Regions from separate parts of the Mus musculus genome. Here region 1 is linked to region 2. A link is a loop called in an ENCODE intact Hi-C map of the cell type or tissue named here. Cell type or tissue: gastrocnemius. All regions are shown on one strand. Links, peaks and the distances in the headings refer to the core of each region. The heading gives the core; the rest is flanking DNA. Region 1 has its middle 7.3 kb from the start of 3110082I17Rik. Region 2 holds the start of Cox19 (cytochrome c oxidase assembly protein 19).

Evidence for each region. A loop is a pair of places that touch in the nucleus more often than their neighbours do. Peaks named below come from ENCODE experiments on the same cell type or tissue, not always from the same donor. Only the 100,000 strongest peaks of a DNase experiment are listed, where the experiment ranks them.
Region 1: a loop joins it to region 2, with 2.8 times the contacts of the local background. A loop is called at or near these places in 1 of 42 quality-filtered maps.

Annotation. Positions count from the first base shown.
Region 1 is chr5:139,465,595-139,469,983 of GRCm38, forward strand. No RefSeq gene overlaps it. Among named protein-coding and RNA genes, the nearest start is that of 3110082I17Rik, 7.3 kb to the left of the region's middle. In gastrocnemius, for the core only: a CTCF peak has its summit at 2,593; a DNase peak (open chromatin) is centred at 2,585.
Region 2 is chr5:139,341,830-139,346,218 of GRCm38, forward strand. It overlaps Cox19 (cytochrome c oxidase assembly protein 19), which reads right to left and starts at 3,337. Exons shown (of 3, transcript NM_197980.1): 1 at 3,243-3,337; 2 at 734-845. The coding sequence starts at 3,324. In gastrocnemius, for the core only: CTCF peaks have their summits at 2,384 and 3,340; DNase peaks (open chromatin) are centred at 2,406 and 3,412; H3K4me3 peaks cover 2,502 bases; H3K27ac peaks cover 3,339 bases.

The DNA.
Region 1 (4,389 bases), core at 131-4,130, 120 kb after region 2:
GTTACTCACACACATGTCTCTTTCTGCCAAGTAGGATGTCAGTTCCCAAGGAAGTCTTGGAAACTTAAACGTTACTGGACCACTACTCAAAATGGAAGTTTTATTCCAAGTAGTTTCTTACATTGGTGCAGGTGTCTCTCTTATATTGGGGTCCATCCCAGGGGCAGTTTATAAAAGCAACTACCATAAAAGCTCAAATATGGGTGCAGGAAGTGCTGTAGGGTGGTTGGTTCCAGTCCAAGCTTATTGTGGGTAACAATACAAAACAGTTCTACTGACTTCTATCATGACTGGTTTCCAAGGGCACAGAACATAACAGCATATCTAATCAATCTTGGCATTATAAAGTTTCCTAGTAACAGCAGAAACATATGAGAACACTTCCTTATAGTGGCAGACTAGCCAGGTAACAGTTACCTAGGCCTCCACAGTTGTCTGTATGCATGCATGCAATATGTGTGTGTGTAGATGCCAGAAGACAGTGAACAGCTTCTTCAGAGAAGAACTAACAGCCACGCACTCCAGTCCCTTAGTGATATGATTACAAATTATTTTTTAATTATTTATTTAGTATGTGTGCACATGTACACATGCCTACCAAGATGCCTGTGTGGAGGTCAGAGGACAACTTGAAGGGATTGTGTGATGGCTATACTTGGTTATCAACTTGACTACATCTGAAATTAACTTAAAAACCCCCAAAACAGTCCAGCAGTGGTAGCACTTGAGAGGAACAGGTAGGTAGATCTCTGTGAGTTCCAGGACAGCCAGGGGTACACAGATAAGTTCTTTCTCAAAAAACCAAACCAACCAAACCAAACCAAAGCAAAAACATAAATGGGGCACATCTGTGAGGGATTTTAAACTGTGTATAAATGTGGTGGCCTATGGGAAGTGGCACTATTAGGAGGTGTGGTCTTGCTATAATAGGTGTGGCCTTGTTGAAGGAAGTGTGTCACTGTGTAGGCAGGCTCTGAGGTCTCCTAGTGCTCAGCCTCCACCCAGTGAGGATGATAGTCTCTTTCTGGCTGCCTTTGGATCAAGACGTAGAACTCTCAGCTCCTCCTCCAGCACGTCTGCCTACACAATGCAATACTTTCTACCATGATGATAACAAATTAAACCTCTGAGCCTGTAAGCCAGCCCCAATTAAATGCTTGCTTTTGTAAGAGTTGCCTTGGTCATGGTGTCTCTTCATAGCAGTAAAACAGTAACTAAGACAGTGGGTGTCTGTGTGTGGTGATGTGCACTAGTGTAGGTGCCCACAGAGGCCAGAGGGGTCAGATTCCCTGAAGCTCAGTTAACTTCCTGATGTGGGTACTGGGAGTCAAACTTGGGTCCCTTGGAAGAGCAGTTGTGGTGAGTTGATGTGGTTGTGCTCTCAACCCCCGAGCCAGGGAAATAAAACAAGCCACTCCTTATCTCAGACAAGAAGCCAGGCCAGCTTCCCCTCTCACACTCCTCTCAAGACCTTGGGCATGTGGGCCAGGGAGTGGCTCAGGGCATAAAGTGTTTGCTGCACAAGTGTGGGAACACGAGTTCAGATCCCCAGGATCCAAGTGAACAAGTTGGCGGGCAAGGCGGCTGCCTGTAATCCCAGTGCTCAGAAGGCAGAGACAGAGTTCAGGACAACCTGGCTAGCCAGACTAGTTGAATCAGTGAACTCTGGGTTCAACTGAGAGAGCCTGACTCAGTGAATAAAGTAGAAAGTGATCAAGGGAAGATGCCTTATATCAACTTCTAACCTATATGCACTCACACACACATACATACCGCACACACACATATATGTACACATATACACATATACACACCACACATGCATACAAACACATACATACACACATGTGTACATACATACACATATGTACACCATACACACAGACTCTCAAACATACATATATGCATATACATATACTTACATACACACACATGCATACCATATACACACACACACGAAAAAAGAGGGCTTGCGAGATGGCTCAGCAGGTAAGAGCACTGACTGCTCTTCCAAAGGTCCTGAGTTCAAATCCCAGCAACTACATGGTGGCTCACAACCACCCGTAATGAGATCTGACACCCTCTTCTGGTGTGTCTGAAGTCAGCTACAGTGTACTTATGTATAATAATAAATAAATCTGTGGGCTGGAGCAAGCAGGAACTGAGCAAGCGAAGTTAACCAGAGTGAGCGGAGTTGAGGAGAGCCAATGGGACCGACAGGAGTGAGCAGAGGTCCTAAAAATTCAATTCCCAACAACCATACGAAGGCTCACAACCATCTGTTCAGCTACAGTGTACCATATACATAAAATAAATAAATAAATAAATCTTTAAAAAAAGATAGTAGTAAGCCAGAGAGGACATCAAAATCCCCCCCTTTCAAGCTTGTATTGGGAAAGGAAGTCTAGTTCACCCACAGAGCCACTTCCCAACCTGATTTTGGAGCTGAGGAACAGAAGAGATGCTTGTTAGTCTGTAGCTATGGAAGTGAGGTGAGGGATGGCTGCTCAGACCCAGTCTTCAGGACACTACCCAGCTTCAGTGCCTCCCAGGGCCTGTGGCTCTGTCAACCTCCGTTCCAATGAAGGCTTTTTGGTGACATCTTGTGAAAAGGACGGAAACTGCACCTCATGCTCCAATGGCAAGCTGCTGTTCCTAGTTTCTCTCTGAAAGAGAGCCAGGCTGTGAGCCTCACCCAAGGACGCACTAGCTGTGACAGTGAAAGTCAGTTCAGAAGAGAGACGGCAGCCAAGACATGGAGGACACCCCTTCCCAAAGCCACGTCTCTGAGTTTAAGGTGCCAAAGCAATTGCCGACATATCTGTCCCACTAGAGACAGAACGACACCTTTAGTTAATGCGACAGCCTATGTCAAGCATAGATCCCAAGCTTCTCCACAAAAGTGAGGTGACTCTTGCCTGGAATCCCAGAACTCCAGCACTCGAGAGGTTGAGGTGGAGGTGGCATGTGCCTTTAATCCATCCTAGCACTCAGCAGACAGATCTCTGTGATTCAAGGTCAGCCTGGTCTACAGAGTGAGCTCTAGGACAGCCAGGGCTACACAGAGAAACCCTGTCTTGGGAAAACAAACAACAAACCAAACCAAAAACGAATAACAACTAAAAACCAAACCAAACCAACCCCCCCCCCCATAAAGCTGCTTCCAGGGCTGTAGAGAGCTCCAAGGTTAAGAGCACTTGCTGCTCTTCCAGGGACCTGGGTTCAGTTCTGAGCACCTACATGGTGGCTCGTGTGCACTGTCATTTCTAGGAGATATGACACCCTCTTCTGACCTTCAAAGACAGCAGGTACATACAGGTGAACAGACATATATACTGGTGAAACATGCAGATACACACACACACACAAATACAGGTTGAATTTACACTCTGGGGGTGCAGGGCTATAATTGACTGGCAGGTGGACAGTGACACATTTGAACAGTCTGGTGAACTACTGGGCTGTGCCCACTGATACAGTGTCTGGGCAGTCCTGTCAGCAGCAACAGGGATAGGGTTCCATTCTGTTAATTTGTAGCAGCCCAAGGAATTTCTTTAAATCTTTTTTATTTCCATTTTTAAAAAAAATTGTGTGCTTTTTCTCTTTTTTTAAGATTTATTATTATATGTAAGTACACGATAGCTGTACGTATACACTATACGCACCAGAAGAGGGCACCAGATCTCATTATGGGTGGTTGTGAGCCACCATGTGGTTGCTGGGATTTGAACTCAGGATCTTGGGAAGAGCAGTCAGTGCTCTTACCCACTGAGCCATCTCACCAGCGCCCCCCCCTTAAGATTTATTGTTTATATATGTAAGTACACTGTAGCTGTCTTCAAACATATCAGGAGAGGGTGCCAGATCCCATTACAGATGGTTGTGAGCCATCATATGGTTTCTGGGTTTGAACTCAGGACCTCCAGAAGAGCAGTCGGTGCTCTTAACCGCTGAGTCAACTCTCGCCCCAGCCCTGCTCACTCAGGCCCAAGTGCGTGCCTTTTCAGAACAGGGCTTCTCCTGACCTGAAACTTGATTTATAGATCAGGCTGGCCTTGAACTCACAAAGATCCGCTTGCCTCCGCTTCCCAAACGCTGAGATTAAAGGCATGCACCACCATTTATATATAATTTTAGGTATATGAGTGTTTTCTGCATGCTGTGTACCTTGGCATGCAGTGCTTGCAGAGACCAGAGGAGGGCATCAATTTCTCCAGAACTGGAATCTCAGATGGTTGCTAGCCATCATGTGGGTGCTGGGATTCGAACCTCTAGAAGAGCAGCCAGTGCTCAGAGCCATCTTTCCAGCCCCAAATTTCTTTAAATCTTTTAGGGACCTTGATTCAGGTAAAACCAGATCTTAGGCTTCAATGCAGAAAAGTATCTCAG
Region 2 (4,389 bases), core at 200-4,199:
CGGTGGTGGCGCACGCCTTTGATCCCAGCACTCGGGAGGCAGAGGCAGGCGGATTTCTGAGTTCAAGGCCAGCCTGGTCTACAGAGTGAGTTCCAGGACAGCCAGGGCTACACAGAGAAACCCTGTCTCGAAAAACCAAAAAAAAAAAAAAAAAAAAGTAAACCTGGGGTGGGTGTGGGGGTGGCCATCATCATCCATTACTGCTTAAGTCGCCATTGTCCCGGTGGCATTTCAAACAGCTTTCAGAGGACAGCGCGAGGCCATGAGTGTTCTTACTGGGCCGAGAATGTGAAAGGCATGAAAACCTGTTGGGCTCAGTCAGCGCCGCTAGGATCTACGATTCTGAAAGCTTAAAGATGGAGGGACAAAGCTGTGGACACTCACTCTGTGGCTTGTCACTCACGGAGGTTTCCAGGGCCGTTAGCGGCCTCCTCACTGGCTAAACTGTGATTTCTCCTGGCAAACATCAGCCACTCTGCTGTGGCAGGGGCGGTGGCTGGGTTGGTAAAATGGACCCGAGTTCCCTCCCGAGAACCCGAGAAAATTGGGTGTGCTGGTCCCAGCACTGGGGGCAGAGAGGGATCCCTTGGCTTGCCTGTAGTCAGCGACCTAACTAGTGAATCCAGGCCAGCAACAGACCAAGTTCCCAGCACCCACGCGGTGGCTCACCACAATCATGAGCACTCACACATGTGAATGCGCACACACACACACACACACAAATAGAACTCACCTTTGCATCCTGCACATTAAATACTCTTTAGATTCATTTCTGCACAAAGCATTTTCATAGTTCTTGTCACGGAGACACCTCATGAATTTTTCTTTAAAGCTTTTACATTCACCTAGGGAAAGAAGAAAGCCAGCATTCTATTAGTTAAAGAGAAGGCCTGACCCGCTCACACGCTGACTTTAGGAGCAGCACTAGGGTTTCCATCAAAATTCGTTCCCTTTGTGAGGCTGTGGGTGTGGCTCTGAGGTAATGTGTATGTTTGGCATATAGTCCCCTGGGTTCAAATCCCTGTACTTCAAAACAAAAGGGCTGAAAGAAGCTGGGGAGATGGCTTACTGGCTATGAACACTGGCTGCTCTGACAGAGACCTGAGTTTGGTTCCTGATACACACATTGAGCAGCTAACAAATGCCTGTAACTTCAGCTCCAGGCTATCAAAAACCTGCTTCTGGCCACCAAGGGTGCCTGCATACAAATGGTGTATATACAAACTCAGATGCACACACATACACATAAACTTAAAAAAATTATAATAAAGCCGGTCATATTGGCACACACCTTTAATTCTAGCATTCAGGAGGCAGAGGCCGGTGGATCTTTGTACATTTGAGTCCAGCCTGGTCTACGCAGCGAGTTCCAGGACAGCCAGGACTACATAGTGAGACCCTGCCTTTGAAAAAAAAATGAAGAATCAATAACGAATTGAAATAAAAATTTTAAATGGAAAATTTCCCAATGAAATGTTGGCAATGAAATCATAATCTAAAAATAGTGAGATGGCTCAGTGGGTAAACACGCTTGCCACCAAGGCTGACAACCTAAGTTTGATCTCTGGGACACACGTGGGGGTGGAGAGATCCCAGTTTTCCACAGTTTGTCCTCTGACTATATACGTGTCATGGCATATCCCCAAACACACTAAATAAATAAGCATAACTTAAAAAATACAGAGGCAGGCGGATTTCTGAGTTCGAGGACAGCCTGGTCTACAGAGTGAGTTCCAGGACAGCCAGGGCTACACAGAGAAACCCTGTCTCGGAACCCCCCCCCCCAAAAAAAAAACCCAAAAAACCAGTAATCTCTAAAGCTGTCCCTGGAGCTGGAGTCTCTACAGCAGTTCACCGAAGCGTCTAATCTACACTAACAGCTGCCGTTTCTACACTAACACGAGGGCTGAGGGCTGCTGCATCTCTCAGGGCTGTGTGCTGGTGGTAGGACTTGTGGGGAGGTCTGTGTGCTGGTGGTAGGTGGGGGGGGGGGGGATGTCCTATGTGCTGGTGGTAGGCAGGGCAGTCTTTTCTTTTTTTAATTATTGTAGTGCTGAGGACTGGACTCAGGTTCCTGTGCGTGCCAGGCACCAGCTCGGCCTCTGTAATCTGAATCTCCAACTCTCTCCCAGTTTGTTTGTTTTTTTTCTTTCCCATGTTCCAGTTTCCCAAAAGGCCTGTTAACTGCAGACTTCAGAACGGTGACTAGAAATCCTCCAGGCTGGAGGCGTGGCTCAGAGGTGAACACTCGCCTAGCATGTGCCAAACCCGGGCTTTCAGCCCCAGTGTTAGATATCAAAAAGCTTTTTGAAAATATTTCCTTGCCTAATGTTCACGGCAGACCCAGAGCCTGGAGCTAGGGGAGGGTGGGTATGTCCTGCGCTGAGCTGAGCTGCCGCCAGGGGGCCTAACATCAAGCTCCGTTCCAGGAGGCCTGTCACCATCCTATCACATTAGCCCCAAGTCTTACTTGGAGAGCCATGACATGTGGCCCTCTGAAATAGGGGCCCTCAAGACTCAGTTTCTCTGACTGCACCCCCACAGTGCTCTGAGCACGCCCAGCCCCACTACCCGGGAAGGACCTGTAATATTAACTGCTCTGCATCCAGGGTCCAGTACCTCAGACCCCACCCACCATTTCTAGCATCCTGTCATCAACACACATGACAATGCCACCCAGGTCTATAACCCCACACACTGTCCCTCATATTCAGCTCCTTCACTTTGGCTCTCAGACCTTCGATCCAGCACCCTAGGCCCTGTCACATCCAACATCTAACTCTTCAGACATTACACCTAAATCCAGCAACTCTGACCCGGCCACTCAAATCTAGTACCTTAGGCTCTGCCACCCAGATCTACAACCCCAGGCCCTGCCATCCAAACCCAGTGCCCCCAAACCTGCCATCTATAGCAAAGAGACAACACTCCAGTCTCTGCCACCCAGACCCAGCAGCCCAGACCCTGAACCCAGATCCAGTACCCCTGACCCTGCCACCCAGATATCCTGCACCCATAACTCTGTCACCCAAACCCAGTACCCCAGTACCCCTGACCCTGCCATCTAGAACCAGTATCCCAGATCCTGCCACCTACTTCCAATACCCCTGATCCTGTCACCGAGAAACAGCACTCCCTACCACTCAGACTCAGCACCCGAGACGCTGCCACCCAGATTCAGTATTCCTAACTCTGCCACCCGATCCCAGGCCGCCATCAGCCTGTGCCTCGCCTCGCCTCACCGAAGTGGTCCAGCGGGAAGCTGCCTTTGTCTGGGGGCCGCGGCTGGAAGCTTTTGGTCCCGAAGTTCATTGCGGTCGACATCACGGCGAAATCCAGAGCGGAGAGCGACGGCGACGCAGGGCAGATGGCTGAACACCGAGCGGGTCCAGGAAGCGTCGAGCTAGTCGAGCGGACGACTGGCCCCACCCCGAGTCCACCCAGGCTCCACCCACCAAGCCCCGCCTCACCTATCTAGCCCCGCCCCTGCCGTGTTGCGAAAGGATCTGCCCTTGGTTTCCAGCCCTCTGAGAAGCAGAAAGAAGCCTGGCAGTCATCTTTTGGTACTGATTAGCAAATAAGGACAGAAAGATGCAGCCATTTGCCCGAGGACACCAGTCTGTGCCCCGGGATCTTCATCCCACCCATCTGTCTTCCAGGGACTGAGTTTCCCATCTACTCAGAGGGAAAGAAGCACACTAAAGGAGGGGTGGCTAGCTTACTGCCAGTGCCGTGACACAGTGATACAAACGGGTTTTACAAACAGAAAATAAAGCAGGGTGCAGTCCCTCACACCTGTAGACAGCGCTTAGGGGGCTGAGGCAGAAGGATTGCCTGAGTTTTCAGCAAACCTGGGCTATGTAGCCAGTCCCACAAAACAAAAGAAAATCTCCCCAAAGGGCATCTTCTGTGGTTCAAGAGACCAGAAGTCTGATCCTAAGGTGTTGGTCATCAGCCCTCTTGTGGCCTGCTGTCCCTGCTGTCTGTTCCAGGGAGCCCAGGTTCTCTCCCAGCCTCTGAGATGTTCTGTCAATTTTAGGTAATTCTGGGCTGCTAGATATCTCCCTCCGGGGCCTCCACTTCTGGGAACATTCTCCCATGTTTCTGTATCCAAGTATTCCTTTTATGACATTGCCACACCGGGGTAGGGCCATCCCAACAATCAATTCTCTTTCCTTCCTTCCTTCCTTCCTTCCTTCCTTCCTTCCTTCCTTCCTTCTTTGCTGTCTGATTTTCTTTTTTCTTTCTTTCCTTCCTCCCTTCTTCCCTTTCTCTTTTTCTCTCTCCCTCTTTCCCTCTTTCCCTCTTTCTCTCTCTCTCTCTCTCTCTCTCTCTCTCTCTCTCTCTCTCTCTCTCTCTCTTTCTTTTGAGACAGGGTTTCTCTGTAGC